7 separate regions of the Homo sapiens genome follow, and regions 2, 3, 4, 5, 6 and 7 are each linked to region 1. A link is a loop called in an ENCODE intact Hi-C map of the cell type or tissue named here. Cell type or tissue: CD4-positive, alpha-beta T cell. All regions are shown on one strand.

Region 1 (4,000 bases):
ATGACTGGTCTTGAATTCTAAAATGCAATTTTTGTGAGTGTGTTTTAAAAAGAAGACTGCATTTCGCTGAAAAATCTTCCTTGGAAAGTATATAAATCTTATTAGACGCCTTTGAGAGTCATTAAAAGAACTGAAGCATCATGCACGTTTAAAACATTACCAGGCTGGATGGAGTACGAAGGCACTCAGGGGAAGGTACTTAAACCTCCGTAGGTTCAACCAAGTCTTACCGGGAGTAACCCAACGAACAAGTGATGCTTTTTGAGACAAATTTGGAGAGTTGGCTGCAGGAAAATTAACAAGCCAGTGGATTTCCTTTTCCCTTCCTTAGGAAACTTGTTTCTGTAGATGCAAAAAGGGCCCTAGATCCTCTGGAAGAGAAAGAGAGTGGGGAGGGGAAGTTTCTCTTTCTTTACTCCCCACCTGCGGTCTGTCTGATTTCCTCTCCAGCTCTGTCTGATAAGGAATTGATTCTCCCCCTCCTCTTCCCCCTCCCGCCCTCCCTCTCCTTCTCCCTGAGTAACGATGCTGTCCTAGCAAGTGATGCTGTCGGAGACAGGAGACGGGCGCCGAGGAGGCATCGCCGCCGCCGCGGGGCTGGAGAGCCTCTCCCAGCACCAGAGCCCCGCTCGGCCCCGGGCTTCCTCGTCGCAGCCACGGCCGCGGCAGCTGCTCCCACGGTTTGATGGTGGGCGGCGGCAGCTCGGCTTCGGCGCTAGCCTCTAACTGCTGGATCGCGGGCCGCGACGCTCTCCGCTCCTGCCTTCCCGCCCTGGGCCGCCCGGGGCCCCGGAAGCCGCGGGAGGTGGTGAAGGGGCGCCGCGGGAAGACTGCACTGCCGCGAAGGCGGAGGAGGCCGGCAGCCGGCACCCCCACACTCGGACCGCAGCCGGCGCGATGTCCACCAAGGTCAGGAAGTGCAAAGAACAAGCAAGGGTGACCTTCCCGGCGCCGGAGGAGGAGGAAGACGAGGGCGAGGACGAGGGCGCGGAGCCGCAGCGCCGCCGCCGGGGCTGGAGGGGCGTCAACGGGGGGCTGGAGCCGCGCTCGGCGCCCTCGCAGCGGGAGCCGCACGGCTACTGCCCGCCGCCCTTCTCCCACGGGCCGGACCTGTGAGTACCGGGCCCGGCCGCGGCCCGCGCCTCGGAGGGCGGTGCCGGGCGGGGGGCGGGAAGGCGCGCGCCGGGCGGCTCCACGTCGAGCCCGGGACCTCCGAGACCCACATGGTACGGCCAGGCAGTTCGATTTGGAGTGATTTGGAGGGGACAGACCTCGGCCGGAGGCTCGCCCCCTCGGTCCCGCGCGGTGGAGGGACACAGGGGCTGCCGAGTGCGTGGCAGGGGCTCTGTCCAGGCTCAAGCACACGGAACAGCCCGCAGGCGGGCACACTGACTTCAGACAAGCATCCTGGCGAGCAGCCACTCCCTGTATTAGAGCCGAGGAGCTCGCACGACTGCTGCCAGGGCTGGGCACCCCTTGGAAGACGGACCCCGGGGTCCCGAGCTTACCCAGGGAGGCCGAGGAAGGGGAAGATGTGCACAGACCCAGGCGCGCACTTGAACCCTGAACTCCTCCCGGGCGTCCCAGCGTGGACTTGGGTCCCCTCCGACGCTCTGGGACGTCGGGGGCGGGGGCAGAGAAGTGGGGAGTAGGGAGGGGACAGTGCGATACAGGGTGTGGGTTGAAGGTTTGCCCAGGCGCCTCGTCTCTCTGTGGTTCAGTCACATTTGGGGTAAAACTGGAACCGAAGCCCTATAGGGTCCCCTGAGGGAGAGAGTGGGCATCGGGCAGCCGGGGAACCGCTTTAGTGATAACTTTGACTGCGGTTCCCAGGCGGTGCAGGGTCAGCGGCTCGCGCCCCGGCGCGCGGGCTCTCTTTTTCTCTTTCTTTCTTTCCCTCTCTCTCTTTCTAAACGAAGGAGCGGTCGGCGCGCTAATGCATGAGAAAGAGCAACTTTTCTTAATTTCCAATCTTGGAGACAGCTTTTAATCAGTGCGAGACGCAGAGAAGATAAAAAGAGGGTGATCGGTTTCACAGGGTGAGATGCTCTGTATTTTTTCTGTCACGTAACACTGGGAGTGCCGCAGGGTTTACTGTCTTTTTTAGGAAGAACGCTCAGAACTAGGTAGAGAACTTGGGGTCGGATGGTGGCGGGCGGCGCAGACCGGCTGAGCCGGGGAGGTGGTTCTCCAGGATGGGGACCGAGGTTCTGCAGCGCCCCCTGCTGCCGGCGAGAGGCCCACCGCCCGAGGCCGAGACCTCCGGGATGACCCCTGCATCCCCAGGATCGCGCGCTGCTCCGCGCGCGCAGAGTCTGCGCCTGGTCAGGCTGGACCTGCCGGTAGAACACAGGAACACAATCAGTGGCTGGGAGTAGATCCCATAGGGAAGAGTTCTGATTTTAAATGAGCGACGCATCCCGATGTGGTTCAGTTATTGCTGAAGATAAGCGTGGAATGGAAACGGCCCAGGAAATGGAGGGAAGGTATATCCTTTGGGATGAAAGCGCCACCAGCTCACTTCCCCGTCTCCCTAAGGTTTTAAAACATTGTCCATTTTTCCTTTTGCCAAATTGGTTTTTATAACGTAGCTGTTTTTTTATTCCTTTTAAAATTCTTCTTTTTTAAAAACCTTAAATCCTGACTACATGAAACACCGGAACTCTTATCTGAGAAAGTAGGGCGGAGCAGAGATTATTCACTTTGCCTTCCGAAATTTGAGGTCAATTACACAAAACCCTAGGGCAAATTCTATTGTAGGCTTGCTGTCTCACTGCTAATAGAACATCTTTTGTATATGTTTGCTAACTTTACGTAATTCAGCAAGTAAATGTTGTGGTATACTTATTTTGTAGAGGTCGAGAAGAAGACCCAGTCATTTTTAAGGAGATATACATTAAAAACGTTTCTTCTAGAGGCAGGGCAGCAAGCTCTTCATGTTTATTTCAGGCCTGTCACTTGGTAACATCGGAGACTAGCTTGATCTCTGTAACAGAGATTAGCTGTTTATTCCACCTTTGAGGAGAATCCGGCCACTGTTTCATAAACAGTGTTTATTTATTGTTGTTTAAAAGTGAACACGACAGCCCTAGGATGGACTCCGAGAAGGATACCCAGGGTCATTTCAGGAGACGGAACAGCATAGCTGAATTTAAAATTGAGCAGGATGCTGAGGGTACAATCCCACCTTTACCAGGATAATTCCTCGGGGTACTTCTGTTGCTGGTTTCACTGCTCCATGCTGCCCTATTCCATGTGGAAATTTTAAATAGACTGACTTGGGAGGAAAAGTGTCACCTGCTGTATCACTAACAAGATTATTTTTACCTGTTGATAGAACTCTTGATTGAACCACTGATTCAAACCAAGACTTCCTTCATCCCAATTGGTTGCAAACCTAGGACCAAGTAATATGTCATTGTAGTGACGGCCTCATTTTTTAAAAATGTTTCAGTTATTCAGTATATGTGATGAATTCCAAAAAAGATATTGGAAGGCAGTTTTCATGAGTCTCAATTCAAGCGTTTCTCAAGCGTGCATATTTGCAAAGTGTAGGCTAGGTACTGCAAGCCACAAAGATAAGCATGACAACTTTCCTGTACTCAAGAAGTTTACAATCTCATGAGGGAGAGGTGGGAATGAGACTGGGCATGAGCAGTTATGCTGTAAATTAGAGTAAAATCAGTTCCGTTTTAAAAAAAAACAACAACAACAAAAACAAAAAAACAAAAAAAAAACCGCAAAGAGTTATAAAGGGTCAAGTGCGAAGAAGAGAAGGACAACATTAAGTTGTGGGGAAATCAAGGAAACCTTTATGGGCCTTGAAGGATAGATAGGACAAGAAGCAGAGACAAGGTAAATACTTAATTCAAGCCCTCTCTTTCCCCAAAATGCCAGGCATGTTTAAGGAATATTAGTTGAGTTTGGTTGGAACATAGATATGTATAGGGGAGCAGTGAGATTTAGCTGGACATGTTGGTTTGAGGCATTAGTGCGGAGG
Region 2 (4,000 bases), 270 kb before region 1:
AAAACTTCTTAATACAGTTAACTTAAAAGTCTCCAACTTAAAGAGCTACAAAGTCCATGCACAGAAGCTAATACATTGTTTTAACCCAATAAATATTAATAATAAATCTCTATGTCTCCACCATATTTCATTTTCACCTTACCTGATAGTTATCACTGACAAACACATTCAGGGGTGACAGGATAAGTTGCAGCATGGTCTCCCTAAATCCTTTTTTCATTTCAAAACATAGTCTTTCCAAGAAAGCTGTAGGGCATTCAGGACCATCAGTAGTTCCATGCTACAGTCAAATGAAATAGCACAGTTGAAATGCAGAAAAGGCAAAAAGTAAGGAAGTATAGGAAAATAAAAATTACATCTGTCATGATTAAGAGAATTTGTTTTTCAAAAACAGAGAAACTATGATTACTGAGAAAAATAACTATTCTGTACCTCAGTAGGATCGTTAGCTGCACTAAGCAACAGAGGGCCACCGGCCCCACCACCCCACTGCAACCCGGACACACACCTCATCTGGCCCTGCACCAAAGTCCCTGGGTTCTTGGGGCAATTTAATATCATTCCATGTCAGCCAGAACAGGTCCACAGGTTGTCCTTAGAGCGACCCAGGATACCGTGCTAGATCCAAACTACATAATTCAACCCCCAGGGTCAAGCCAGAAACTCCATTTTATAACAGGTCCACCATAAGGCCCCAAACTGGTCTGGGGTCTAGAGATAAAAGCTAAGAAAATGTAAAGTCCTTGAACACCCATCAGGTTAATTATAAACCCAACAACTCAATGTATGACACGATGTCCTGACATTACACATATAGCAAAGAAGGAGCTAAAGTTAAATTAGAAGAAAAATAGAAAATAAAAATTACCAATGATCAAGTAATCATATTATGAAGAAAATACATGAGTTTTATAACAGTAAAAGAATAAATTTAGAAGTTTCTAAATCTGATTTTCTTTTTCTAAGTGTGTGCTGAATGCTTCACATCTATACACAGGTGGATGTTATAATATATTCCAGACTACTTTCATGTGTAAACACTTACAACAGGAAGACGCCCATGAACTTTGTACAAATTAACAAGTACAGTAATATCCCAAGGACGCAAGGCAAGTGGATGAATTGACTTGGCTGAACCTTCATTTTCCTTTTTGTCATTTTCCATTCCAACAGCAGTCCACCCAGAGCTGGATGATGTTGACAGTGACAAAACAGGACTTGAGATAACCTCTTCAAAATCCATATACATGTCATCTTCCCCAAAGTAGTTTTCCTATAAATATTAAGAAAACACAAATTGCTGTCAAAAGAGGTATGTAAATATATTTTCACCTATGAGCCTAAATTTGTAAATTATGCATTTCCTTAACCTATTATATTTAATAAAAAGGCATCAGGCCTATTGTCTTAAAATACAAAAGAAAACATATGTTAAGACTTACACATAGCTGCTTGGCAAATATTCAGTAGCAAAAAATGCAAAAAGTTACAGAGCCTATTTTATAGAAAAACTTCATGGCATTGCCCCAATTACAGCAAAACCTTGTAATTTAGGTCCTCAGAGACCTCTGAAGGTTTGCATGGTTAAACAGTTTTCAATCACTGCTCCTCAGAGTTCTCAGGCAATACCGAGGACATCCTTTGGGGGAAGCAATTCACTGAAAATCAGTCTGGCTAAATTCAATTAGGTAACTAGTACAATTCACATATTCCTGTTGGAATATTTATTGGGCATGTTTTAACAGCTTTAATAAAAATATCCAATCTTGGTTATTGATGAGATAAAGGCATGTGTTACCAACAATTAACAAAAATTCCTTTCACATAGTTCATCCTGGTTTTTTATGCAGAAGTGTTTCAACTACTGTTTTCTTTTGCATGAAAATATAAATTTAGCTTCAATTTAATTTATTTTTTCCCATTGATTCTATATTTAAATTTTGGCCATTTGATCTCTCAGTAGTAAATAAAAGTTGTTAAATATTCCTGTTAACATTGTCAGCATATCTGTTAAATATTAGAACCAAGACAGTATTTTGGTAAATTCTGCACTTTGGTTATTGACAAAATTATCTTCTGACTAGAGTTATGGACATCAGTACATAATATCTTTTCATAGGAAATAATGTTGAAGGGCTTAAAGTCATACAGTTAATTGGTAGGGGGATTAATATTTAAATCCCAAACCTACCGGCTCACAAAACCAGTGCTTTTTCCTCTATTCCCTATTGCTGTCCACCTCCTAATTACAGATGCCACTTGAAACCTGCTTGAAATCTTAATAACTGTCTTTATAATACAATTCTGAAGCATGGACAAATTTATGCACAAATATAACAGAAAACACTGGGTTATATTTTAAATTCCAACATTGAATTTTTAAAAAATAACATAAATGTCTAAGTGAGTTCGATCAACATTAAAAACTTGAAGAGATAAAACAAAAGGCTGGTTCTTTGACAAGACAAAAAAAAATGATGGACCATCCATGAGATTAACCAAGAAGAGAAGAGAGAAGATCCAAATAAGATCAATTAGAAACAAAACTGGAGATATTATAACCGATACCACAGAAATACAAAAGATCATTCAAGGCTACTATGAACACCTTTAGGTGAACAAACTGGAAAATCCAGAGGAGATGGATAAATTCCTGGAAATATGCAACCCTCCTAGATTAAACCAGGAAGAAACAGAAACTCTGAACAGATGAATAACAAACAGTGAGAGAGAAAAAGTAATTTTTAAAAATTGCCAACAAAAAAAAGCCCAGGACCAGATGGATTCACAGCTGAATTCTATCAGACATTTAAAAAAGAAATGGTACCAATCCTACTGAAACTATTCCAAAAGATAAAGAGGGAGTCCTCCCTAAATCATTCTTTGAAGACAGTAATCACCCGAATACCAAAACCAGAAAAAGACATTTAAAAAAGGAAACTAAAGATCAATATCCCTGATGAACAAAGATGCAAAAATCCTCAACAAAATACTAGCTAACTGAATCTAAGAGCATATCAAAAAGATAATTCACCATGATCAAGTGGGTTTCACACCAGGGATGAAGGGATGAGTCAATAAATGTGATATATCACATAAACAAAATTAGAAACAAAAACCTATTCAACAATTGGGTAGAATCAATATTGTGAAAATGACCATAATGCCAAAAGCAATCTATGAATTAATTGCAATTCCCATTAAAATACTACCGTAATTCTTCACTCAACTAGAAAAAAAAAAAATCCTAAAATTCATATGGAACCAAAAAAGAACCTGCATAGCAAAAGTAAGACTAAGCAAAAAGAACAAATCTGGAGGCATCACATTACCCGACTTCAAACTATATACTACAAGGCTATCATTACCAAAACAGCAAGGTACTGTTATAAAAACAGGCACGCAGACCAATGGAACAGAATAGAGAACCCAAAATAAAGCCAGAGTGGAGCCAAATACTTGCAGCCAACTGATCATCGACAAAGCATACAAAAACATAAAGTGCGAAAAGTGGGTTTCATACCAGGGATGCAGGGATGGTTTATACACAAATCAATAAATGTGACACATCACATAAACAAAATAAGAAACAAAAACCTATTCAGCAAATTGTGCTGGGATAACTGGCAAGCCACAAGTAGAAGAATGAAACTGTATCCTCTTCTGTCACCTTATAGAAAAATCAACTCAAGATAGATCAAAGACTTAAATCTAAGACACGAAACCATAAAAATTCTAAGATAACATCAGAAAGACTCTTCTAGACATTGGCTTAGGCAAAGAATTCTTCACCAAGAGCCCAAAAGCAAATGCAACGAAAACAAAAACAAATAAACGGGACCTAATTAAACTAAAAAACTTCTGCACAGCAAAAGAAATAATCAGCAGAATAAACAGACAACCCACAGAGTGGAAGAAAATCTTCACAAACTATGCATCTGACAAAGGACTAATATACAGAATTTACAGGGAACTCAAACAAATCAGCAAGGAAAAAACA
Region 3 (4,000 bases), 630 kb before region 1:
CTATACTATAAAAATTGCTGAAGAATAGCCCAGGAATAAGAGTGAGGATTATCCACCTGGTATACTGAGAAGCACCACATGGCTGGCCTGTCCTCAAACCTTCCTCTTTCTTCATCTGCCAGAAGACCAACATTCATCTTCCAGCAGCCTTTATACTTTATAAGTCCTCATGTGCATGCTGTGTAGGAACCTGTGAGATGTCACTGGCAATCATTTGGACCATCATTCCATAGACAGCAGATGCTGTAGGGAATGATCTCAGGGCATTTTATTTGTCTACGGTTATACATTGGCAACACTTTAGAAAAAGTTTTGCACATTCAGCCCTCACAGTAACCTGTGAGAAAGTGCAAAAAAAAAGGTACTCATTTAAAAATGTTTCCAGACTTCAGTAATGTTAAGATGCAAGAAAAAATATATTTTTATATATAAATATATAATATATATTTAGCATATATATACACTATATAAATATATAATATATATTTAGCATATATATATATACTATATAAATATATAGTAATAACCATATTTTACAAGAAAGATGGAAAGAGATGGAATGTCTTAGCCAAAGAATCAAGATGTGAATGTGTGTTTCCTTGGTTCAGTGCGCTTTATATGATAGGTTTGCTAAAGCAAAGAGGGTAAAAAAGAGCTTAAAGCTTGAGATCAAGTCTGCCAAAGGGGAGGAGGGCCTGGCAGGGAAGAGGAGGGGAGCTGAGAGGTTGGGCCACAAGCCGGCAGAACCTTGCCCAGTTTGTGATTTTTGCCTTTGGCCACCTTGTTTCTGACCATAGATTCCAAACATTCCAAGCTGTGAGAACTATCTGTCTTACCTTTTATTTTCCTTTATCATTCTATTTTCCTTACTGGCACCTTGTCCCATCTTCAGATGTGTGTCATTTTCCCCATTTCTACCAGACACATCCACCAGAATGTTCACATTCTGAGATAGAAAAGACTCTTGGCTCAAATCAATGAATTTCCAATGGTATAACTTAGGAGCCATGATAGACTGTGGGAGAGGCATTTTTGTCTAGACATTCAAATTTATATGTGTCTATATATAAATTTAAAGTTATAACTAAAAACTATTTGTGACCTTGGTACTATATTTAACAAATATGCCAGTCTGTTTTTGCGATGCTGATTTGGTAGCTTGTTTAATGGCACCACTGCATCAGGTGAGGCTGAAATACTTTGTTTCTTACAAGGCTTTGCACATGCCCATTTTACTTTTGAAATCTTGTTGCCATCAGCTTCTGTCCCCAGACAGCCAAGTTAAGCTGGTTGAGTTAGACCACAGTAGGTTAAGATTTTAGGCTTGCTTGAGGGAGCTCTGCCTCCCCCTCTCTAGGGGCTTTATGGCAGTTATCAGCCAGCAGTTGACAGTAACACAAATATCTACGAAGCATCTATAGCAGCATGGAGTCACCCATATGTTAAGGGAGAACTCAACAAAAACGTGATTTTCAGTGTTGTAAAATCTGCCCCGATTGACTGCCTAACTTCCTCCCCTTCATCCCGTTTTAAGAGAAATGAGGCTTTTTGTCTGATAAAGTTCTTTCTTTGCCCACATGAAAGAAGTGCGTATGTCTCTGTGGAGCAATTAATTGCAAGCTTGTTGAAGAACAGTTGTCTGTGGAGACAACCACAGCTTCGGTTTTCAGGCCACCAGCCCCTATGGCTGTCTTTCTTCCTACCATCTGTTTAAGCAGGAGCAGTAGTTTGTGCGAACTCCAACTTCAAGCATGTCATTTCCGAAACCACAACAAGTCTCTTAAGCTTCCTGAACAAAGTGCTCAGAGTGGAAAGCCCTGAAGTTCTCTTGGGCCTCCTAAAACCACAAAGCTAACTACTGAGCAAAGCCCCAGAGCATCCGAGCACAAAGTGCCTTCCTTGGAGCTCATCATAGAACATGAAAAAGTTATTGAGAGTATGATTAAGGAGGGGTGGGCAGTGTCTGCCCTCTCCGCTTAGATTAATAACACCATCTAGATAGTCTGCACCAGTGATGGTTTACAACCTTTACAAGCACAAGGACCTACTTGTAATATACAATTTTAAAATAATGGCATTATTAGTAGACTCTAATTAAGAAAGTCTGTAATAACTAGAAGCTAATGTGAATTCAGTAGTTCTTTTAAATAAATTTATATTTTACTAGTTATAATAATCTTCATATTAAATATTTTTGAAAAATATTGGTACATTTATTTGCACAAAACATTTTTTCACTACTGAAACGATCCCTCTAGAATCGAGATTCACGGACACTTTGCAGTAACTCCATGGCCCACTAGAGGTCTCACCAGAGGTTAGGGGAACTAACTAGGTGTAGTAACAGGTCTGCAAGCTCTCATGGAAGAGAATCAACTATACATTTGGATAGTTTCAATGCAATTGAATGCAATATTTCAATTTTCAATAGCAATATTTATTTATGGATCTAGGATTTCTGGAATTCCTCTTGTCATATAATGCCAAGAACTGTGTATCTCTGAAGATCAGTTAAGTTTTCTTGCTCCAGGCAATGGAAACTATATAATTCCCTGCATTTCCAGTTTGCATTAGCCATAATTTAGAACTAAATGCAATGCTTAGTTGTGGTAATCACCTTGTGCCAAAGTCCCTGTACTGTTTCTGCTCCTTCCTCAAGATTGTTTCTAGTTTGCCATCTTTATTTTTCTAATGTCCATTTGACTGTGATATTCATTGTAGCTCTCCTTGTCTCATTGAAAATAGATGGACATAAATTATAAACAAACACCCTCTTTAAAAGGCCCTCGTCTGTCTGTGAGTCCCCAGGGTAGCTAAAAAGGGTAGAATGCCCTGCATTTCTGGGCCACTAAGCTATTCTGCCAACATCTCCTCTGCTAAATGCATACTATGGACCATGTCATCCAATTTCCTAGGCCACATTTCTCTGAGATGATGGGGAGTACAGGGTAGGTACAGTGGTGGCTGAGCAATGTGACTCAGTATCACAACACCCACCCTACACAGGCCTGCAAAACAAAGCAAAGCAAAACCTCGTCAATTCTAAGAAATGTAAGAGACCTAACCAATGTCCATGGGCAGCAAAAGCTGCTCCTGCAGGTGCCAGGGGCTCTCCCCAACATTCTCATGCCAAACTCTCCTGATTACTGCTCCAGGAAACAAAAACTTTCCTTCTTTTCTATTTTATTTTTTAATCTGAACTGTTGCCTCTTTCTTGTTCCAGCCTGTCTCCTTTACTCTCAATCTACCTAATTTCTCCAAAGGACTAATGCCATTTTACCACTGGGGGGCAATGCAGATAAAGAAATGACGAATTAACAGGCTTGATGCTCTAGGCCACAAAGTTTTAGTTGTAAAATTATTCTGTATATTGTGCTTTAAAAACTTGTTTTTCTCCATGATGTTTTTTCTCTCTACTTTTAAACTCACATTATGGTGATGTGCACATTTATACATCTATATTCATATCAATGTTTTTATGAATAGGTTGTCTTCGATTCTCTCAGGCCTCTTTAAAACATGTCTCTTAGGACATAGTGCTGTGACATGTACATCAAAATAGAAGCCCAGACGTCATTGCATTCAACCAGGGCCTCTTTAGGGTACCAGCCACAAAGTTTGGATGATGAGATATTTTTTAGAATTAGCCCTTTCAGACAGTGTTGTGAGAGGACTACAGAATAAGGGGTTCTCTGAACTTTAAAGGAAGCCACTCTCCTGTTGGTAAAAATTACATACTTACAAATATCCAGTCTGTTGAGTAATTTCCCGCTTTATTATAAAGACCCTGGGAACTGATCAGCATATTGTGAATTGGTTAATGTGAGTCAGACCCTCTAAACTGGCACATCTGAGCTTGCTATGCGAGACTCCAGGTGCTGAGTGAAGCATGGTGACCTTACCAGGCCCTGCCTGAGGGCTAGTTGCTTTGCTCCATTATCACTAGGAGCCTACTCATAAATGTGGACATAGTATTTGCTTCACTTTCATTTTAAGAAAG
Region 4 (4,000 bases), 500 kb before region 1:
TAATTAACATCAGAAAACTCATTCTTAACTCTTGATACAAATTTAAGACAAAACCATGCAAAAATCTGAAAACTGTGTTTCAAAAGCCAAACACTTTTTAAAATAAAAAAATCCCAAGATATGACAATATTTAAACAATTATGCTTAAGAGGATACAGAACACTGCAACAGTTTTTTAAAAGAGAATACTTATTTAAAGGGAACACTCTATCTCACCTGCTTTTGTTCCCAGGGTAGGAATCACTTCAAATTTGAAAAGCTCTCTTTTAAATCTCACTATATATCAAAATATTTCCTCCTTAGCTTATCAACTAGAGGAAGCGTTTAAATAGCTCCTTTCAGCAGAGAAGCCTAATTTCTAAAAAGCCAGTCCACAGAACAAAATTTCTAATGTTTAAACTTTTAAAAGTTGGCAAATTCACCTGCATTGATACTATGATGGGGTAGGGATAGGTGTAAGTATTTATGAAGATGTTCTTCACACAAATTTATCCCAAACAGAAGCATGTCCTAGCTTACTCTAGTGTAGTTCTGTTCTGCTTTGGGGAAAATATAAGGAGATTCACTTAAGTAGAAAAATAGGAGACTCTAATCAAGATTTAGAAAAGAAGAAAGTATAATGTGCATATCAATTCATACATTTAACTTACACAAATATAGGTGTACATTCAGAGGAAAAGCGATCAAGTTTATTTCACATCCAGCATTTAATATTTGTCTAGATCTATTTTTATTTAAATCTTTATTTGCACCCAATTTAGGGAAAAAATTTTTGTGTTCATTGACTGAATTAACAAATGAGGAAAATCTCAGCTTCTGTGTTACTATCATTTGGTATCATAACAAAATATGTAATTTTGGCATTCATTTTGATCATTTCAAGAAAATGTGAATAATTAATATGTTTGGTAAGCTTGAAAATAAAGGCAACAGGCCTATAAGACTTCAATTGGGAATAACTGTATATAAGGTAAACTACTCTGTACTTTAAAAAATTAACATTTTTCTTTTATAGGGATCTGAAACAACATTCATGTGTGAATATGCTGATGAGACAGCAACCATTGTAGAATTTCTGAACAGATGGATTACCTTTTGTCAAAGCATCATCTCAACACTGACTTGATAATTAAGTGCTTCCCACTTAAAACATATCAGGCCTTCTATTTATTTAAATATTTAAATTTTATATTTATTGTTGAATGTATGGTTTGCTACCTATTGTAACTATTATTCTTAATCTTAAAACTATAAATATGGATCTTTTATGATTCTTTTTGTAAGCCCTAGGGGCTCTAAAATGGTTTCACTTATTTATCCCAAAATATTTATTATTATGTTGAATGTTAAATATAGTATCTATGTAGATTGGTTAGTAAAACTATTTAATAAATTTGATAAATATAAACAAGCCTGGATATTTGTTATTTTGGAAACAGCACAGAGTAAGCATTTAAATATTTCTTAGTTACTTGTGTGAACTGTAGGATGGTTAAAATGCTTACAAAAGTCACTCTTTCTCTGAAGAAATATGTAGAACAGAGATGTAGACTTCTCAAAAGCCCTTGCTTTGTCCTTTCAAGGGCTGATCAGACCCTTAGTTCTGGCATCTCTTAGCAGATTATATTTTCCTTCTTCTTAAAATGCCAAACACAAACACTCTTGAAACTCTTCATAGATTTGGTGTGGCTATGAATTCTCCAATATCTTACACCCTGCCCAGTGCTGTGAGGAGGCTCACCTGTATGGCCTATATCAAAGGTCTTCCCTGCCCTTTGGCTTTCCATTGGGTCCTGCCACTGGGGAGTGCTGGTAGGAACTATGAGGAACATAAGAGATTCCCTTGACTCCCTCCTTGTGGAGTAGACCCAGGATGGCTGTGTCTCTCAAGCAAGGAACCCAGATTACCTCAAGGTGGCACTCTGGGTACTTTTTCCTTCTGAGTGATTCTGGTAATCTTCCCTTGTCCCTTTAAGCCTAGGGAGGGTGGTACTTTTGCTGTTAGCAACTCCAGGGTACTTGTACCATCCCTTGCAGTTTCCCTGAACTCTGACCATAGCTTTTTAAATAGTCCTTTTATTAAATCCTCCTTTTGATTGAGTATGCCATCTATTTCCTGCTGGGACTCAGATACAGTAATTGTATCAGAAATAGCCCCAGAAAATAGACCCTCAAAATAGGATTCTGGGACTGGGTTGTTCATATATTCAAGGAATGCAAGGATAATAGGACATGGGAAATCTACGGAATGTAGTAGCATCGCAATTACTGAACTTATCATCAATGGTAGAATGGGATGAAATGCAGACAGATGGCAAGATGTTGTGAGGTCAAATGGCTGTGGCACTTAGTTGCTACAGAAACAACAGTTATAAAAATTATGATTATTACCTAGATTCTTTTGATGATGATGACCCCAGACAGAGAACAAAGGAAAAAAAAAGTTATCAACATACAATTAAAAACATACATGGGCAACCAGAATGCCTCTTCAGCAGCTTTGAAGAAGTCGTTCCTCTCTTCAAAATTGCCAAGGAGTAGAAGTAAAAGGGACCCTTCTCATTAAATACCTCACTTGGAAGATTTTTTTTTCACATCTCATCCACTAAATCTTATCTTGGTCAGTTTTAAGGTCTTAGTGCTCAATGAGGCATTCTTCTACCAGGTGCCTTGACTTCTACCAGAGAACTGATGAAATGGCTGAGACTACCTTTTGGCCATTTAGGGGTTCTTCATATAGCTGAACCAACAAGCACGTAAAGGACCACCGTACTGAGCAGGGTGACTGATTTTGATGAAAAGGGGGAAACTCAGTGCCTTCTATAGAACCGGGCAACGACTACACAATAGGTAATACTATATTTGGAACTCAGGAAATTCAGTGGGGAATCTCTTAGCTTTCTATCCTTAGTAGTATTGGTCAATGGAAAACTGTAACAATCCTTAAAATTCAAGAACATCAAAGACTCAGATTTCACAGAAGTGAGATATAGAGTATACCACCAGGTAAATAATGCCACCCAACCAAAGTAATGGCAGAGGGTAAAGGGGAACACGCAAAGGGTAGTGGAAGAATGCAGCTGTACTAACCAATTTTCATGACTAGCTATTGAGGCAGAGAACAGACTTGAGCAGTTTTGTTTTTCTCCATTTTTTATACTTTACTATGTCAAGTTGGACTTGACATCGTCTCTTATTCTTTATGTGAAGAACACTGGTGATACCTAACATTTTAGATTTCAGGAAAAGTATTGCTGAATTGACATTACCCTATAATGATACAATAACTGATGGGATTTCATGTGTCTCCTTTGCTAGGAACACAAACCTTCTTCCCAAAGGAAGGAAGAGAGCACATGCTGAGGAATGAAGGTGTGAACCGTGTATCTTCTACTTTTCCCTCAAAAACAACACTATATCCTTTTCCATCCTGATCTTCAGCCTGCTAAGTCAAATTGTGTGGAATACATTAATGTATTTTCTTGCCTTCTGGTTTCTAGCTGAGTTTGACCACATGGGATTCCTGGTAAGAGGTGAATGTGAGATCACCATGGGATAGCTGTATCACTTGACCAAAGATGAAATTCCCCTCAAAGTTGCCTTTTATTACCTATCTTTCAAGGTTCTAGTACCTACTCCTCTATACTTCTCTTCAGGCCTAGGTGCAGTAGCTGTTTCCCTGTGTGATGAAAGCAACCAATACAGGCAGGTCTTGCAGGTTTCAGTCCTCAAAAGAAGGAATGCACACAACAGACATTATTGCTTTTTCCTGAGGGCATTTTCCAAATTGTGACATAAGAAAATGGAACCCAAGAATGAAGGAATGAAGTGGCAGTCCTATGAGGAGTTAAGAGGCAGGAGTAGTTGAGGGTTGTCAAAGTAGATGGAATTTAAGTGACAAAACCCCATAAAGGAATGACCTGCAGGGAAGGAACCCATGTATCTACATATAAATTCCCCTCAGTTCACTGGCTGATCCATCAGCTGCTTATGGAATATA
Region 5 (4,000 bases), 770 kb before region 1:
GAGGCAGGCGCATTACGAGGTCAGGAGATCAAGACCATCCTGGCTAACATGGTGAAACCCTGTCTCTACTAAAAATAAAAAATATTTGCTGGACATGGTGGCAGGCACCTGTAGTCCCAGCTACTCAGGAGGCTGAGGCAGGAGAATGGTGTGAACCTGGGAGGCGGAGCTTGCAGGGAGCAGAGATCGCACCACTGCACTCCAGCCTGGGTGACAGAGCGAGACTCCGTCTCCAAAAAATAATAAATAAAAAAAATCACTGGTTTGTAAGAGCATTTTATATACAAAAGAGATTAATCTTTGTCTGTCATATATGTTGCATGCATTGTACCATTTGTTATTTGCCTTTTGATTTGCATTGTGTTTCAGCCTTTATATTTTTTTCTTTAAAAAAATGTTTTTATTTCCATAGGTTTTGGGGGAACAGGTGGTATTTGGTTATATGAGTAAGTTCTTTAGTGAGATTTTGGTGCACCCATCACCTGAGCAGTATCACTGAACCCAATTTGTAGTTTTTTGTTTCTCACCCCCTCCCACACTTTTCCCTGAGTCCCCAAAGTCCATTGTATCATTCTTATTCCTTTGCATCCTCATAGCTTAGCTCCCACTTATGAGTGAGAACATATGATGTTTGGTTTTCTATTCCTGAGTTACTTCACTTAGAATAATAGTCTCCAGTTCCATCCAGGTTGCTGCAAATGCCATAAACTCATTTCTTTTTATGGCTAAGTAGTATTCCATATTATATATATATGACAATTTCCTTATCTACTTGTTGATTGATGGGCATTTGGGCTGGTTCCATGTTTTTGCAATGGCGAATTGGAATTGTGCTGCTATAAACATGGATGTGCAAGTATCTGTTGCTATAAACATGGATATGCAAGTATCTTTTTTGTATGATGACTTCTTTTCCTCTGGGAAAAGTAGTGGGATTGCTGGATCAAATGGTATTTCTACTTTTAGTTCTTTGAGGAATCTCCACAGTTTTTTCCATAGTGGCTGTATTAGTTTACCTTCCCACCAGCAGTGTAGAAGTGGTCCCTCTTCACCGCATCCACACCAACATCTATTATTTTTTGATTTTTTGATTATGGTCATTGTTGCAGGAGTAAAGTGGTATCGCATTGTGGTTTTTTATTTGCATTTCCCTGATCATTAGCGATGTTGAGCATTTTTTCATATGTTTATTGGCCATTTGTATATCTTCTTTTGAGAATTGTCTATTCATGTCCTTAGCCCACTTTTTGATGGCATCGTTTTTTTTCTTGCTAATTTGTTTGAATTCCTTGTAGGTTCTGGATATTGGTCCTTTGTTGGATGCGTAGATTGTGAAGATTTTCTCCCACTCTGTCGGTTGTCTGTGTACTCTGCTGACTGTTCCTTTTGCTGTGCAGAAGCTCTTTAGTTTAATTAAGTCCCACCTATTTACCTTTTGTTTTTGTTGCATTTGCTTTTGGGTTCTTGGTCATGAAGTCTTTGCCTAAGCCATTGTCTAGAAGGGTATTTCCGATGTCGTCTTTTAGAATTTTTATAGTCGCAGGTTTTAGATTTGTGTCCTTGATCCATCTTGATTTTTTTTTTTTTTTTTTTTTTTTGAGACAGAGTCTTGCTCTGTCACCCAGGCTGGAGTGCAGTGACATGATCCCAGCTCACTGCAACCTCTGCCTCCTGGGTTTAAGCGATTCTCCTGCCTCAGCCTCCTGAGGAGCTGGGACTACAGGCTCGTGCCACCACACCCAGCTAATTTTTTGTATTTTTAGTAGAGACGGGGTTTCACCATGTTGGCCAGGATTGTCTCAATCTCTTGACCTCATGATCCTCCCACCTCAGCCTCCCAAAGTGCTAGGATTACAGGCAAGAGCCACTGCACATGGCCTTGAGTTGATTTTTATATAAGGTGAGAGATGAGGATCTAGTTTCATTCTCTTACATGTGGCTTGCCAATTATCCCAGCACCATTTGTTGATTAGGGTGTCCTTTCCCCACTTTATGTTTTTGTTTGCTTTGTCGAAGATCAGTTGGCTGTAAGTATTTGGGTTTATTTCTGCGTTCTCTATTATGTTCCATTGGTCTATGTGCCTATTTTTATACCAGTACCATGCTGTTGTGGTGACTATGGGCTTATAGTATAGTTTGAAATCCAGTAATGTGATGCCTCCAGATTTGTTCTTTTTGCTTAGTCTTGCTTTGGCTATGCGGGCTCTTTTGTGGTTCCATATGAATCTTAGGATTGTTTTTTCTAGTTGTGTGAAGAATTATGGTGGTATTTTGATGGCAATTACATTGAATATGTAGATTGCTTTTGGCAGTATGATCATTTTCACAATATTGATTCTACCCAAGCCTCTACATTTTAAGTTTACTTCATGAGATGATTTCTACAGATATTTGTGCTATGTAACAGTAAAATGGCAATGCTTTGTCTTTTAACAGTATTTAGTCTCATAATGGCCATATGACTCTTACCAGACTGTAGCCTAATTCTAAGAGTAAAAAAAGAAAGGATATTTAAAAAAAAATCATGGCATTGAATTTTCCTTTTGAAACATAATCATCTTTACCTTTTAGTTGAGATGATCTGGATTTAAGCCCATACTGGAGTAAGGGAAAGTTTTGTAAGTTTTGGATCTATTTATTTAAATCTATCCCTCTGTGTTTTAGGGATAACTTCTTGTATACCCAATTAAAATGCCTCAAATCCTAAGAATGGCCCTGGGAATATTACTAGAACACAAAAATCAAAGACCAGGACAGAACTCTTGAGCTATTCTGGAACATATTCAGGACTTTGTGATTGCCTTGTAGAAACTGACCCTTTTATGGTAGATAAGTTGGAATTTGATAGAGTGCTTACATCTCAAAATGCTTCCCTACTCAAAATACTGTTGAAATTTATAAATTTTATTATTTAAAAAAGGGAAAATTATAACTATTTTATGGTTTCACAGTCAGGTAAAGGCAGATAAGGTAAGAGTCTGAGACTGTATCTTATATGTCAGATAAGAAGGGTTGGAGAATTTTAGTCAAAGATCACAGAATTTACTTGCTTTAATTCCAAAACAAATTCAAGCATATCTAGTTCTCTATGTTTCTCCTCCTCTTTTCAGAGCAAGATCAAATTCATCAATATATGGACAATTTAAGAGGCTTTTATTCCAACCATTCCTGAGGAACCAAATTCTGCCAACAACCATGTGAACGAGCTTTGAAAGTGATCTTTTTCCAGTTGACCTTTGAGATAGTACAACTCTAGTTGACACTTTGATTACAACAAGTGAGAGACCCTGAAGCAGAGGAACAAGTGAAGCCACCCCTGGATTTCTGATTTATAGAAACTGTGCAATAACAATTATTTTAAGCTACTGAGTTATGGGACAGTTATGCAGCAATAGATTACTGCTATAGTCCTCCATCTTGAGACTTGTGTTAACTTCTCCCCTATTGAATGGCTAGATATACAAGGAACCAACTAAGAGTTCTATCAAATATTAAATAAAGATGAGATTAAATAGACTTATTACATGATGGCATATTTAAAATAGCAATATCATCTATTAGGGTGATGCTCTTTTATAACTATTTGCTTGTCACACACGCATCTGAAACTCAGTGAGTTTGCTGCCTCTTTCTGTAGCTTAGATATCATGGGGACTTTAGTTCACCAATGAGAGGGCTATTAAGAACTTTTTTAAACATCCCATTTTGCAGTTCCTGCCACCCTGAACCTGCCACTCAAATACTTTCTTCCTCTAAGCTGTTGTTTAGTATAGATGTCCTGGAGTTCTGATTTATATTTTAGTTGCAATAAGCAGATTGTTGGCAATGAAATTAACCACCTGCCAGGTTTCAGGTAGTATCAGAAGTGGGGAAAATTTATGGTTTGTGCTGACAGAACTTTTGCAACTCCAAAGACAGACTGATAACAAACACATCAAAGAGGCCACAACACCCAATTTCAGTTCTTGCTTTCATTCCAGAATGGATAAAAATTCATATT
Region 6 (4,000 bases), 200 kb before region 1:
AAAAAAAAAAAAAAAAAAAAAAAAAGTCTTTAACCGAAAATTTGACCTTTTTAAAACTTAGCCAAAAATACTTACCCAAGTTTTTTTCCAGAGTTTGCAACGTTCTGTTTTTCCTTCTACTTTTCTTCAGATAGCCTTTCTGCAGTGTTTCATCTTAACAAACCTGAAAAGTATGGCATTTTAACTAATTATACAAGGTATTCTGGCTTTACGAGCAGCATAACCATTTCTGATTATATGATTTCGTTACTTAATCATGCACAAACAGGACGAAACTCTTTTAGTCCAATATTACGTTTCCTTGTTTAAAGTTTCCAAACAACAAATACTCCTAAGTATAAAATAAAACTACAACTTCCAAACTGAAGCCTTCCAAAGACTCCAAAACCACTGTACTTAAGAGCATGAGTTTGGTAATCAAAGGTCCTAGAGATCAAATCCTATGTTTAAAACATAACTCAAAATGCACATTGAGAAAGTTTCTCTCAAACTGTTGGGTCCTTGCCGGCAAGAACAGTGCCATAATGTCCTTCCTGGCATACTTTTTATCAAATGAAAATCTTGCAAAATCACAGGGTGCTTGGGAGTTGGTATGGCATACTGACTAAGGGACTGCAAACGAGTCAGATTACCTGGTTTCAGTCACAGCTCTGACTTTGAACATGTTACTTTGTAGGTCTATTCTGTTCTTTCATCTAGAAAATGGGAATAGTAGACTTTACATTATAGGATTGTTTTGATGATTAAATGTGATAATATATGCACATAATTATATGTACCACTCAATAGTTACAAAGTATTCTGGTTATTCATCTATTTTTATACTTTGTATATTTAACTTGGAATAAAACAACTTCATTGCTATGCACAGGGTGAAAGCAGAAACCACTAAACCGGTTGAAACTTACAGGCGCTTAGACAGTTATAAAGCCCATGATTTCCTTAAAAAGGAAATTCACATGAACTTTTACCTTTAACAAACGTCAACACTAAGGCCAACAGGAAGGTAAAAAAAAAAAAAAAAAAAACGACAACAACTAATACTCTCCGGAAGAAAAATCAACTTCTCTTCACCTTCCTTTGACCAATAGGAAATTCTGCTGAAACGTAGTCTTCTAGAGTGCAGTGCAGCAAGCACCAATTCAGAATACAAAACACATCAATCCCAGAGAAGAAAGCGGGGGTTGTTCCAAGGCTTCCCCGCCCTCGGTCAACCGACCCTATATTAAGCAGCATGGGGTCTACTACAACCCAGTGCAGCTGGCAAGGCTGCAGTCCGAGCCTGCGGGTGCACGGTCCTTCCTGCCGAGTCCACACACCAGCAAGTGGAGCGCCTTACCATCACCCGCAGGAACTGCTCCTGTATCAAAGTCCCCAGCCATCCGACTGCCATGGCCCTTCCAGACTTTGCCACTGACCTCCAACCCTCGGTTTATAGGTGCCAGGGCTGTAGGTAAGGATGGCAAAGGAATATGAAGGAGTCGCCGCCGCAGGCAGCCACTACTAAGCCAAAGCTCTCAGACTCCGACCAGGTTGAGTTCCAGAGACACTGGAAAAAGGGGCTGACGACCTCAACCCCGTCTGGCCCGGCCCATCCCCTCACCTGGGCGAGTGCCGAGGCAGCCCGAAATCCCTCTGGCCTCTCTCCGGGGAACGCCGAGGGCCTTGGGCGGCGGCAGGGGCGGCGACGGCAGCAGCACCGAGCCGGATGCAGCCTGCGAAGCTCTGCCGGTGCCCACACCCTTTAGCCCCGCCGCCCGGGGCCGCCGCCCAGGTCCAGACCCTGGCCGCAGCCACCGACACCCAAGGGGGCGGAGGAGGAGGGGAGGGGTCCCAACCGAGGCCGGGCGGCACTGCGCCTGCGTCAGGCAGCAACGTCACACGCCAGCGTCGCCGGCGCCTCGAGGTGCGCCACTCAAGCCCTGCCCAGGAATCCGGCGGCGTCCCGCCCTGTTTCCTCCTCTCTGGGCTGCAGAAGGAGCCAGAACCCTGAATTTGAAAATCACTTTGCTACCCTAACAACCCAAAGGAAAAGTTAGTGCCTTCCTGATAGCAGGAGACAGATAAGCCCACTTAGGAGACGGAGGCTAACGAAAAAGGAGCATCGGATGGGTGTATGACGTGAAATGAGTCCTTAAGAAATAGAGATGCTGTTATGACATGATCAATAAGAGAGCTCGATTGTGTGAAGTGCTGCCACGCTGAATCTCTCAACTAAGTCTATTATTATGCTGATGATATTAATGAAAAGTAATTTGCTGCTCCTCTTTTTAAAGAGAAAGGCTCTTAATATTATTTAGCGGGTGAACCAAGGCAAACGACTTCTTGGAATTAGAGGAATGTCGCAGATATTTATTTGTCTGCGCTATATACTAGCAATAGTAAACAGTGTTTAGCAGGGCTTATTGACTAATCCTTCCAAAATCCTGTGAGGCTATTCTCATCCCCGTTTATCTCCATTTCACAAATTGAAAAACTAAGACACTGAGAGGTTAAATAACTTGCTAGAGAACCAGGGTTTGGACCCAAGAAATGTGGCTCCAAAGTATTACTGTATACTGCCTCTGAAGTTCCAAATGTCTAAATCTCTAGTTCTGACTTCTTTCCGGAGCTGAGGTACTTACTACAACCTTAATATTTCCACATGGCTGTTCCACTCTCACCTCAAAAGGAACAGATATGAAACCAAATTTAAGATAATGCCAGAAAACACACGAGGTACAACAATTAACTGTTATTGCATATAAGGAAATAGAGGCCCAGACAGAAGTGGTTTATGGAAGGACTGGATGAAAACCAAAAGGAGAAAAGCATGCACTGTCTTAGTTACTTCCTTCTGCTACCTGGACACTGGTACTGGCCTTATGTCAATTAACTCTTTAGAGTTTATTTCTGCCCCTCTACAAAGAAATTAATTTCAGTTGTCTTTTTCAACATCTGGAAGATTTCTAGTCAATCTTTGTTTTGTAATAAGGGAACCACCACAAGGATTCAAATTTGCTACAGCCAAACTTCGGATTTTGCCCAAGAAGGACATTGTGCAAGTACAAGTTCTCTGGACTAGAAATTACCTAGAGATGGTTCAAGTTCCCCAAATCAAAAACTAAACTGAAACTAAGTTGCACTGTAGCAGAGGGGAGAGGAGAGAAGGAAGTTCACTATGGCCTTTCTGTAACCGTGTGAGGGGACTGTGGGAATCTGGAAGTTTCTGCCTCTACTTCCTTTCCATCCCTGTGATCAAGAGTCACCCTGTAACTACAGCTATGCATTAGGCGACATTGTATAAATGAATTATTTATTTTAGAAGCCTCTATTCTAAAGGCCTTTAGTCTTGTGAAAATAATTATGCTCTTTGACATTTCATATGGCTCACTAAATTTGCATGGCAAGGCTTACTGCCTTCTCCAGTCTCCCACCTATTTTTCATTTTTCTCTAGCATGCCGTTAAAGTAAGGATGCCAAAGAAACTGTCTCCATTGAATCCAAGAAGAATTTCTCTAATGATGAAAGCCTTCAAGTGATTTTTTATATCTTACTTTTTATTTGAAATAATTATAAATTCACAGGAAGTTGCAAAGATAGTTCAGAGTGGTCTCATGTACTCTTCACCCAGTTTCCCCCATAGTTACATCTTGTATAATTATAGTACAGTAAGAAAACCAGGAATCTGACATTAGTACAATGTCTGTATGTAGCTCTATGTCATTTTATCGTGTGTAATTCCATGTGACTATCACTACAAACAATACAGACCTCTTTTATCACCACAAAGATCTCCCTTTTACTACCCCTTTATAGATGCACCCACCCCTCCTCCCCATATAACAACCCTAACTCTTGGCAACCAGTAATCTGTCTTCCATCTTTGTAATTTTATCATTTTGAGGATGTTATATAAATGAAAGTGTACAGTGTGTAACCTTTAGGAACAGGCTTTTTTCACTCTACATAATTCACTTGAACTGTATCCAAATTGTCATCTATATCAATAGTGTGATCT
Region 7 (4,000 bases), 190 kb before region 1:
TCATGATGGTTTCCAATTTTTCTGTTTTGAAATACCTATTGTTTCCATACTAGACTGTAAATTCTCTGAGGAAGGAATTATGTCTTACAGATCTTTGTATTTAGGCCTAGCAGTGAGTCCTGTATAAGGTAAACATTCAATAAATGGTTATTAAATAAAGGAAGGAAGAAACAATTAGCTTCAGATAATACAACATTATATTAAAATAAACATGTTAAAGAATGTTTAAAAACCAATAAATGTCACACCTTGCATTTGAATGTGAACTACCACATACTTTATTTGAATTTCCATTAAATGAACCATACTTTAAAAGTAACGTTACCATCATCTAGTGCTCGCAGTTACTGCCTATACTTCTCAACTTAAAGTATGATGCAATAATTAAACATCTGTTATATTTAAAGGACATTACATTTTTGACTAACACTGCATATTCATATTTGCTGATTGAAATAATCATTATAACAACTGCTATTGTTAGTATACGTTGACTGGAAGAGGAGTGCAGTAAGAAGGCCGAATAAAATCCTCCAGTGATCATTCCCCACTCAGGAACACCAGAACTGTCCACACAAGAAAGCACCTTCATAAAAACCAAAAATCAGGTGAGTGATCACAGTATTTGATTTTAACATCATATCAAGGAAAGAGCACTGAAGTCGGTAGAAAAGACAGTCTTGAATCGATGAAACCACCCCTCCCACATCTTCTGCAAAAAGAATCTGTATACTTGGGGAAGGAGAGTGCAGTGATTGTGGGACTTCACTTTGGAATTCAGTGATGCCCTGTCACAGTGGAAAGCAACACAGGGCAGAAATCAGCTGATGTCCACCTGAGCATTTAGACCAGCCCTAGCAAGAGTTGAATTGTCCATCCCAGCGGCCAGAACCTGAGTTCCAGCAAGCCTCTCCACCATGGGCTAAAGCGCTCTGGAGTCCTAAATAAACTTAATAGGCAGTCTAGGCCACAGGGACTACAATTCCTGGGCAAGTCCTGGTTCTGTGCTACACTCAGAGCCAGTGGACTTGGGGTGCATGCATCCTACTGAGACAACAGCTGGGGAGGCCAAGGGGGTGTTTGTGTCAACCTTCCCCAGTCCCAGGCAGTGCAGCTTGCAGCTTCGGGAGAGATTCTTCCCTTCCACTTGAGGAGAGGACAGGAGAAAGTAAAGAGGACTTTGTCTTGCAACTTGGATACCAGTTCAGCCACAGTAGAATATGGCACAGGCTGTCTTGAAGTCCCCATTTTAGGCCCTAGCTCCCAGGGGGGCATAATAAATACACCCTGAGCCAGAAGGAAACCTGCTGTCTTGAAGGAAGGACCCAGTCCTGGCAGGATTCATCACCTGCTAACCAAAGAGTTCTTGGGTCTTGAATAAACATCAATAATAATAAGGTAGTACTCACTGAGTGAGACTCAGAGACATGCTGGCTTTAGTGTGAACCAGTACATTCCCAGCTGTGGTGGACATAGGGAGAGACACCTCCTTGAGAAAAGAAGGGGGAAGAATAAGGGAGACTTCGTTCTGTAGTTCAGGTACCAGGTTGGCCACAGTGGGGTAGAGCACCAAGCAGGCTCCTGTGGTCCCCAATTCCAGGCTTTGGCTCCTGAACAGCATTTCTGGACCTGCCCTGGGCCGGAGGGGAGCCTGCTGCCCTGAAGGGAGAGACCCATGGCAGCATTCACCATAAGCTGACTGAAGAGCTCTTGGGTCTTAAGTCAATATCGAAGGTAGCCAGGTAGTACTCGTCGTGGGCCTGGGATGGTGGTAGCCATGAGAAGAGTCTTCTTCCGGATGAGGAAAGGGAGAAAAAAGTGGGAAGGGCTTTGTCTTGTGTCTTGGGTGCCAGCTCAACTGCAGTAGAATAGAGCACCAAGTAGCTTCCTAAGGTTCCTGACTCTAGAGCCTGGCTCAAGATGACATTTCTGAACTTTCCCTGAGCCAGAGGGGAGCTTGCTGCCCTGAAGGGAAGAACACAAGCATGGCTACATTGGCTAACTGCTGACTGAAGAGCTTTTGAACCTTGAGTGAACATTGGCAGTAGCCAGGCAGTGGTTGCCGTTGGCCTTGGTAACACCCAGTGCTATGCTGGCTTCAGGTCTGACCCTGCACTGTTCCAGTATGGTGGTCACAGGAGTACCTGTATCACCTCTCTCCTAATCCCAAGTATCTCAACACACACACAGAGACTCCATTTTGGGGAGTTAGTAGGGGAAGTGACAGAGGAGAACAAGAGTCTCTGTCTAGTAATCCAGAGAATTTTCCCAGATCTTATCTAAGGTGGTACCTCTGTGAGTCTGCAAGAGTCATAGCATTAATGGGCTTGGTGTGGCCCCTAATACAGATATAGCTGTAGTGACCAAAAACTTAGATCACAACACCCAAGTCCTTTCAAATACCTGGAATGCTTTCTCAAGAAGGATGTGAACAAACAAGCCCAGACTGCAAAAACTACAATAAATGCCTAAGTCTTCAATGCCCAGACACCAACTAACATCCACAAGCGTCAAGACCATCCAGGAAAACATGACTTCACCAAGCAAACTAAGGCACCAATCCAGGAGAAAAAGAGATATGTGACCTTTCAGACAGAGAATTCAAAATAGCTATTTTGAGGAAACTCAAAGAAATTCAAGATAACACAGAGAAGGAATTCAGACTCCTATCAGATAAATTTAGCAAAAACACTGAAATAATTAAAAAGAATCAAGCAGAAATTCTGGAGCTGAAAAATTCAACTGACATAGTGAAGAATGCATCAGCATCTCTTAATAGCAAAATTAAGCAGAAGAAAGAATTAGTGGGCATGAAACAGGCTATTTGAAAATACAAAGTCAGAGAAGACAAAAAAAGAATAAAAAAAGAATAAAGCATGAATTTAAGATATTAGAAAATTGCCTCAAAAGGGCAAATCCAAGAGTTATTGGCCTCAAGGAGGAGGTAGAAAGTTTATTCAAAGGCATAATAACAGAAAACTTTACAAACCTAGAGAGAGATATCAATATTCAAATTAAAGAAGGTTATAAAACACTAAGCAGACTTAAACCAAATAAGACTATTTCAAGGCATTTAATAATCAAATTTCTAAAGGTCAAGGATAACGAAAGAACCCTAAAAACAGCAGGAGAAAAGGAAACAATTACATAGAAGAAGCTCCAATACGTCTAGCAGCAGACATCTCAGTGGAAACCATACAGCCCAGGAGAGAGTGGCATGATGTATTTAAAGTAATAAAGGAAAAAAAAAACTTTTATCCTGGAATAGTGTGTCCAGCAAAATATCTTTCAAACATGAAGGAGAAATAAAGACTTTCGCAGATAAGTGAAAGCTGAGGGAATTAATGAACACCAGACCTGTCCTACAAGAAATGCTAAACAGAGTTCTTCAGTCTGAAAGAAAAGGACATTAACAAGCAATAAGAAATCATCTTAAGGTACAAAACTCACTGGTGATAGTAAGTACACAGATAAACATATTATTACACTGTAATAGTGGTGTGTAAACTACTTGTATACTAAAAGAAAGACTAAAAGAACTTAGTAAAAATAGTAACAGCAAACACTTTTCGAGACATAGATAGTATAAAGAGATATAAATAGTAACAATAAAAAGTTAAAAAGCAGGAGGGATGAACTAAAGTTGTAGAATTAGTATTCGTTTTTTCTTTGCTTCGTTAGTTTGTTTTTGCAATCTGGGCTAAGTTGCCATCAATTTCAAATAATGGGTTATAAGATGTAATTTTCAAGCCTCATGGTAACCTCAAATCAAAAAACCTACAACAGATATGTAAAAAATAAAAAGGAAGAAATTAAAACATACAGCAAGAAAAAATCACCTTCACAAAAAATAAGACAGTAAGGAACAGAAGACCACAAAACAACCAGGAAACCAATTGTTTAAAATGGCAGGAGTGAGTCCTGACTTATCAATAATAATACTGAATGTAAATGAACTAAACTCTCAAACCAAAATACATAGGGTGGCTGGATGGATTTT

What was found. A loop is a pair of places that touch in the nucleus more often than their neighbours do. Peaks named below come from ENCODE experiments on the same cell type or tissue, not always from the same donor. Only the 100,000 strongest peaks of a DNase experiment are listed, where the experiment ranks them.
Region 2: it touches region 1 in a loop (29-fold over the local background); 29 of 110 quality-filtered maps call a loop at or near these places.
Region 3: a loop joins it to region 1, with 7 times the contacts of the local background. A loop is called at or near these places in 19 of 110 quality-filtered maps.
Region 4: it touches region 1 in a loop (2.0-fold over the local background); 5 of 110 quality-filtered maps call a loop at or near these places.
Region 5: it touches region 1 in a loop (2.3-fold over the local background); 5 of 110 quality-filtered maps call a loop at or near these places.
Region 6: it touches region 1 in a loop (3-fold over the local background); 35 of 110 quality-filtered maps call a loop at or near these places.
Region 7: a loop joins it to region 1, with 1.8 times the contacts of the local background. A loop is called at or near these places in 35 of 110 quality-filtered maps.

What each region holds. Positions count from the first base shown.
Region 1 is chr4:121,948,578-121,952,577 of GRCh38, reverse strand. TRPC3 (transient receptor potential cation channel subfamily C member 3) reads left to right here and starts at 518. Exons shown (of 12, transcript NM_001130698.2): 1 at 518-1,112. The coding sequence starts at 898. LOC102724158 (a long non-coding RNA gene) reads right to left here and starts at 1,596. Exons shown (of 3, transcript XR_427598.4): 1 at 1,509-1,596. RefSeq lists silencers at 658-927, 2,198-2,307. In CD4-positive, alpha-beta T cell, CTCF peaks have their summits at 2,012 and 2,213 (motif pointing left); DNase peaks (open chromatin) are centred at 727, 1,597 and 2,197; H3K4me3 peaks cover 2,336 bases; H3K27me3 peaks cover 1,015 bases.
Region 2 is chr4:122,216,613-122,220,612 of GRCh38, reverse strand. It overlaps BLTP1 (bridge-like lipid transfer protein family member 1), which reads right to left. Exons shown (of 88, transcript NM_001384125.1): 21 at 1,046-1,273; 22 at 143-280. Among named protein-coding and RNA genes, the nearest start is that of BLTP1, 66 kb to the right of the region's middle. In CD4-positive, alpha-beta T cell, a CTCF peak has its summit at 1,703; no DNase peak of the experiment used is centred here.
Region 3 is chr4:122,576,312-122,580,311 of GRCh38, reverse strand. No RefSeq gene overlaps it. Among named protein-coding and RNA genes, the nearest start is that of IL21-AS1, 41 kb to the left of the region's middle. In CD4-positive, alpha-beta T cell, CTCF peaks have their summits at 2,077, 2,283 and 3,300 (motif pointing right); DNase peaks (open chromatin) are centred at 1,701, 2,291 and 3,281; H3K4me3 peaks cover 1,091 bases; H3K27ac peaks cover 1,017 bases.
Region 4 is chr4:122,448,878-122,452,877 of GRCh38, reverse strand. It overlaps IL2 (interleukin 2), which reads left to right. Exons shown (of 4, transcript NM_000586.4): 4 at 1,016-1,408. The coding sequence ends at 1,126. Among named protein-coding and RNA genes, the nearest start is that of IL2, 5.8 kb to the left of the region's middle. In CD4-positive, alpha-beta T cell, a CTCF peak has its summit at 1,897 (motif pointing right); a DNase peak (open chromatin) is centred at 1,907.
Region 5 is chr4:122,723,496-122,727,495 of GRCh38, reverse strand. It overlaps a transcript of BBS12 not described here. Among named protein-coding and RNA genes, the nearest start is that of BBS12, 7.2 kb to the left of the region's middle. In CD4-positive, alpha-beta T cell, no CTCF peak of the experiment used is centred here; no DNase peak of the experiment used is centred here.
Region 6 is chr4:122,150,188-122,154,187 of GRCh38, reverse strand. BLTP1 (bridge-like lipid transfer protein family member 1) reads right to left here and starts at 1,857. Exons shown (of 88, transcript NM_001384125.1): 1 at 1,604-1,857; 2 at 76-163. RefSeq lists silencers at 1,603-1,682, 1,753-1,942 and an enhancer at 1,765-2,566. In CD4-positive, alpha-beta T cell, no CTCF peak of the experiment used is centred here; DNase peaks (open chromatin) are centred at 1,267, 1,887 and 3,117; H3K4me3 peaks cover 3,081 bases; H3K27ac peaks cover 3,028 bases.
Region 7 is chr4:122,143,224-122,147,223 of GRCh38, reverse strand. No RefSeq gene overlaps it. Among named protein-coding and RNA genes, the nearest start is that of BLTP1, 7.1 kb to the left of the region's middle. In CD4-positive, alpha-beta T cell, no CTCF peak of the experiment used is centred here; no DNase peak of the experiment used is centred here; H3K27me3 peaks cover 213 bases.